Linked DNA regions of Homo sapiens: region 1 is linked to region 2. Evidence: chromatin loops called from intact Hi-C (ENCODE). Cell type or tissue: heart left ventricle. All regions are shown on one strand. Links, peaks and the distances in the headings refer to the core of each region. The heading gives the core; the rest is flanking DNA. Region 1 has its middle 9.2 kb from the start of CDH5. Region 2 has its middle 2.0 kb from the start of LINC00920.

The links. A loop is a pair of places that touch in the nucleus more often than their neighbours do. Peaks named below come from ENCODE experiments on the same cell type or tissue, not always from the same donor. Only the 100,000 strongest peaks of a DNase experiment are listed, where the experiment ranks them.
Region 1: it touches region 2 in a loop (2.5-fold over the local background); 14 of 110 quality-filtered maps call a loop at or near these places.

The regions. Positions count from the first base shown.
Region 1 is chr16:66,356,065-66,359,011 of GRCh38, reverse strand. No RefSeq gene overlaps it. Among named protein-coding and RNA genes, the nearest start is that of CDH5, 9.2 kb to the left of the region's middle. In heart left ventricle, for the core only: a CTCF peak has its summit at 1,352 (motif pointing left); no DNase peak of the experiment used is centred there.
Region 2 is chr16:66,405,127-66,407,998 of GRCh38, reverse strand. No RefSeq gene overlaps it. Among named protein-coding and RNA genes, the nearest start is that of LINC00920, 2.0 kb to the left of the region's middle. RefSeq lists an enhancer at 1,418-1,487 and a silencer at 1,199-1,493. In heart left ventricle, for the core only: CTCF peaks have their summits at 1,151 and 1,354 (motif pointing left); DNase peaks (open chromatin) are centred at 998 and 1,358; H3K4me3 peaks cover 733 bases; H3K27ac peaks cover 790 bases.

The DNA.
Region 1 (2,947 bases), core at 213-2,712, 49 kb after region 2:
CTAACTCTGGGTAGTTAGGCTCAGAAATGGCTTGAATTGTTGGAAACCCAAGTGGTGTTGGAGAACTGGACAATTGGTTGTTGTTAGGAAAAACCCACACAGCTTCCTTTGCGTCAGGCATGGAGCCTAGTTGTTTTTTTTTTTTTTTTTTTTTTTTGTGCTGGGCAGTTGTTGAGGGTGATAGGGTCTTGCTCTGTTGCCCAGGCTGGAGTGCAGTGGTGCAATCATGGGTCACTGCAGCCTCAACCTCCTGGGCTCAAGTGATCCTCCTGCCTCAGCCTCCTGAGTAGCTGGGACTACAGGCACGTACCACCAAGCCCGGATAATTAAAAAAATTTTTTTTGTAGAGATGGGGCCTCACTGTGTTGCCCAGACTGGTCTTGAACTCCTGGACTCAAGCAACCTAGTGTTCTATATGCATCAGCTTACCCACTGTCTCTCTTTCTTTGCAAGACAGTGGTTCTCAAAGTGTGGCCTCAACCAGCAGCATCAGCAAATCCTGGGGTACCACCCCAGACCTGCCGAATCAGAAGATCTGGGGGTGGGACCCAGCAATCTGTGTTACTAAGAGATTCCAGTGATTCTGATGCATGCCCAAGCTTGAGAACTGCTGCCCTGGAGCAGAGATCCTCACTTCAGGCTGTGCCCTGGAACTGCCTGGCCAGCTCCCCTCCCCACATCCAAGTAGTATCTGGGGAAGGCACATGTAGAGATTCTGATTTAATTGGCCTGGTGGGGGCTGGACTTCACTATTTTATTTTTTTTGAGACAGAGTCTTGCTCTGTCGCCCAGGCTGGAGTGCAGTGGCACGATCTCGGCTCACTGCAACCTCTGCCTCCCAGGTTCAAGCGATTCTCCTGCCTCAGCCTCCCGAGTAGCTGGGCTTACAGGTGTGCACCACCACACCCTGCTAATTTTTTGTATTTTTAGTAGAGACGGGGGTCTCACTATGCTGGCCAGGCTGGTCTCGAACTCCTGACCTCAAGTGATCCCACCCACCTTGGCCTCCCAAAGTGCTGGGATTACAGGCGTGAGCCACTGTACCTGGCTGACTTCACTATTTTGTAAAGCTCCCCAGGAGGTTAATATGCTCCCAGGTCTTCCAGCATTACCTTAGGAGGTAGCTACCTCTCTTAGCTCCATTTTGCAGGTGCATAGGTTCTGGGAGATTAAAGGGCGTGCCCAAGTTATATAGCCATGTAAAGGGATGGGGAATTCTAAATCCCTGCCTTTCCACTTCCCCTCCTTCCTCCCATTCATTGCTTTTTGCTTTATTTAGAACTGTGTGGTTTCCCAAGCAACTTTCTTTGGAAAATTAAACAATTCCTGATGTCGCCATCTAGTGGCTAGCGATGAGAACAGATGAGCCTCTTCTGGACTTGGCAAGACGGGGCTCCTGGAGGACACACGTGGGAAGAGGAAAGGCCATCATTCATAGTTGCTCAGGCAGATGCTTTTGGGACACTTGGGTTCATTTTCCCAAAAGGTGTCCTTTCAGAAGGACAGTGGAATGAAGATGGGTTTCGTGTTTAAGAGCTATTGGGAGTTCACTCATGAACCCCAGGAGAAGCATGAGGTGTGGTCCCCAGGCAGGGGGAGGCACAGAGGGATCCGGGATGAGGGGGATTCACCTGGGCAGGAGAGCTTGACCTTCCTGCAGGGGCTGGCTCACCTTTGCTTGGGCACTGACTCATTCCACCATCAGCCACTGTGGGCCAGGCCCGAGGCTGCACTCGCCTTCAGACATCAGGGGAGAAGCACAGAATATTCCAGGTGCTCAGTCCTTCGTGATCCAAGCTGGTCTGTTCTTGGCCATGGGCAGAAGCTCCTGTGGAGGCTGATGGGGCGAGGAGAGGGTCTTGCCTCCAACTGGGGGAACTGAGGTGGCTGTGGGGGAGGGGGACAGCTTCTTGGAGCCTGTGCCCAGGGTCTAAATAGGAGCCCATAGGTATGACTCAAATCCAATGGCTGCTCCCCACCCTGCTGGCTCTTGTGGGGCCAGACAAGAGGCGCCAGAGGATGTCTCAGGACTGATGTGCTTGGGGTTCTCACCATGGCAGGGCACGGAGAGAAGTAAAGCTGTCTGAGAAAGGAGGGAGTGACTGACTACGCTCAGGGCACTCACAGGGTGGAATTCTTTTGTAAAAATAAATCTCAGTGGACAAAAGAGATTTAAGGGCTTGTACTATTGGAAGGTAAAGCCTCTAGCCTGGAAGCTTACCATTAGATGTCGTGTCTTTGCTTCTTCATGTAAACGCTGTTTTAGCATCTGTTGTGTATCAATCTCATCTGATTGCAGCCTCTTTTATTCCCAAACACATACTCACATCTCATGGGAGGCAAAAATTTCCAAGGAATACAGTTTGGGACACATTGGCCCCAAGGGAGGTCTCCAGTGGTATGCCACAAGATTCTATTCCAGGCCCATCTAGACTAGCATTCTTTTAAAAAATTAATGAATGAATTAATTATTGAGACAGTCTTGCAATGTCACCCAGGCTGGAGTGCAGCGGTGTGATCATGGCTCACTGCAGCCTCAACCTCCTGGGCTTATGGCAGCCTTGACCTCTCAGGATCAAGCTGTTGTCCCACTTCAGCCTCCTGAGTAGCTGGTACGAGAGGTGTGCACCACCATGCTCAGCTAACTCTTAAATTTTTTGTAGAGACAGGGTCTCTCTATGTTGCCCAGGCTAGTCTCAAACTCCTGACCTCAGCTGATTCTCCCACCCCAGCTTCCTAGTGTTGAGATTACAGGTGTAAGCCATTGTGCCTGGTCTGGACCAGCATTCTTTATCATCAACTTAGATGAAGACGATTGTCTACTGATCCAATCAATGGGCTCTTTAAACCCTGATGGGATGGAGGATGGGCTGGACAACAGGGTCAGGATCCAGAGGTCTTGTCAGGGTGAGGAAATGATTCAAAATATCAATAGGAAACATTACAA
Region 2 (2,872 bases), core at 137-2,636:
ATTCAGTTAATTCTTTTTTTTTTTTTGACAGTCTCACTCCGTCGCCCAGGCTGGAGAGCAGTGGTGCGATCTTGGCTCACTGCAACCTCTGCCTCTGAGGTTCAAGCGATTCTCCTGCCTCAGCCTCCTGAGTAGCTGGGATTATAGGCAGCTGCCACCATGCCTGGCTAATTTTTGTATTTTTAGTAGAGACAGGGTTTCGCTATGTTGGTCAGGCTGGTAATTCTTAAAAGTCTGTTGCATTAATAGTGAACTCAACTTTTTAAAAAAACAGAAAGTTTTAGTGTTAAAAAATGATATTTGGGGATAAATTTTGCTTATCAATTCACTGTTTTCCAGTGACAAAAAAGTGCTTAGAAATCAACATTAAGATAACTTTTTTTTTCTGATTATAAAAATAATATATACTACTTATAGGAAATTTGGAAAACACAGAATAGAGAAGAAAATAAAAATTTTTCATAATTTCATAACCTGAAGATGGATATCTACTAGAAAAAATTGAGATCTGACTGTAAATAATTCATTGGGTTTTGCTTTTTAGCCTTGACCTTGAATTTAGCTCAAGATCACCACGTCCCAACATGACTTTTAATGGTTGCCCGGTAGTGTTTTGTGGATTTGCCATAATTTACCTAACCAATCTCTTATTGTTGGACATTTACATTGTTTCGAATCTTTTGCTTGTAAGTAACACTGAATTTACTGAGGCAGATACACCCAGTGCATCTTAGGTCCCTAGGAGGTCCTTAGCAATCCCTAGAAGGGGGATTGCTGGGTGGTCTGAGGTTTTGATTGTGAACATCAGAGACTCTACCAGTCACCTTGAAGACAGTAGGATTTATTCGAAGGATTCTTGACCTGGGAGGCGCCTTGAAACCAGGGCGCTCAGGGACTGCAGCTCCGTTCCTGGCCCAGAGTCAACCTTCCAGGATTGGCTTGGCGAAAATAGGGCGGAGCCGAGCAGGAGGACGAGGCGTGGACACTGCGGCAGGGCCACCCGGTGCAGGGAGGGATGGTGTGGTGCACTGTGACCCTCACAAATCCAAAGATCCGGCGGCCAAGGTCAGCCGCTCTCGGAGAGCCGAGATTCTTGGTGCTGGCTGGGCTGCTGGAGACAGCGGGTACCCCGTTCCTTCGGGAAGGTGGGGGACTAGGTCCCTGGCTCTCTCTACCCCATCAGAGCCTGGTGCGACGGAGGAGCGTAGCGAGAGCCCAGGCAGGTTGTAGGGCCAGACCAGGTTCTCTGTCAAGGTCCAGAACCCCCAGAACCTGCGGTCCATTGATTGCCAGGATGCCCGGCCGCGGAGCTCGCAGACACCGGCCCTGGCTGAGCATTTATTGACACAGCGCGCCCCCTAGTGGTCATTTCCCATTACCAACCCAACAGCCGCGGACGATGCTCCTTGGTTCAGCCTCTAGCCCCCCAGGTCTGGGAAGTCTGTAGATTCGCATTGTCCTGGGACCCAGGAGGCAACGGTTGAGGGTGGTCTAGGGGAATGGGAGAGTGTCTAGGCCCAACTCTGTCCCTAACTTGCCTGTGTGGCTCTGGCCACATCTCATCCCCATCTGGGTCCCACCTTGGACATCTGTGAAATGAGGAAGGTCATGCTGGCTTCACAGGTTTGGCCTGGGGGAGGGGAAGGGCTCTGAGCCTCTGCTCCCCTTGCCCACTTTCGGTAGGCTTGGGACCCAGGGTTGGCTGGAGCAGGCATGTGCAGTGTGGTCAGAAGATTCCAGGCCACTGGGTTTGGGGTACCATAAAATGTACAAATTCAGAGGCAGGCCCTCCTCCACTATGAAGATCACTCTTCCTACCTTAGGGTAAACAGGTTCCAAGCAGAGGAGGTGACCAGGGTGGCCAAGAGCTCAGAGCCAGGCCCTCTTGAAGGTTGGAGCGACAGAGATTGTCTCATCTGGAGGTGTCTTGGGGATGGGGAGGCTTCTTGGAGAAGGAAGTAGTGAACAGATCTCATGGGCTCCAGGGATTGAACAACCGTGAGTTCAGGGAGCAGGTACTTCAGACAGGTGGGAAAACAGCTTAAAAACCAGCTGGAAGGGGTGGCATTGGCAGGAATGGCTGAGTAAGGAGCACTTCTCCCCGAGAAAAGCAATGAGAATACTGGCCAAAATTGTCAAAACCAACTTTTTCAGAACTCTGAAAACTAATTAAAAACTTGCAATAATCCAGGGTGTACCTATTTTTTTTTAAAACAGCTAAATATTGGTAAGAACAGTGAGCTTGATGGCATTGTCCTTTTTTTTTTTTTAATAGAGACTGGGTCTCACTATGTTGCCCAGGCTGGTCTCAAACTCCTATATTCAAGCAATCCTCCCTCCTCAGCCTCCTAAAGTGTTGGGATTACAGGCATGAGCCACCACACCTGGCAGAGCTTGATGGCATTTTAACTTGCCCTAGTCCCATCCCCTTCTCCCGAGACCTGTGGTAGCCTTGAAACCCAGTGGATTCATAATCATGGTGAAAACCAGCAGTCTAGAGACAAACAGATCAGAACAGGGTTGGAGCTTCTGCAAAGTCCAATTCCCAGATAACTGTCATTATTCAACTTGTCTGGTAGTTCCCTGGAAGAAACTCCACTTGCAAGGCTGTGTTCTTTTGACCTGACTTGATACCCATTCAATACACACAGCCTTTTCTCTGAGGTTATTTGTTGAAAGTAATCAGTGGCAATTGTTTAACGTTGCAGCTGCCTGAGGCAGTGATAGTGGCTGGGGCAAATAAGAAGCTAAAAAAGATTTTAAAAGGAAAAGTTAAGGAATGAGCTGTCCATAGAGGCTTTGAAAAGCTTTGGCATATTCCTAGGAATCTATAAATGTCCCCTTTTCTGTAAGTTCCTCTGATGATGGTGGT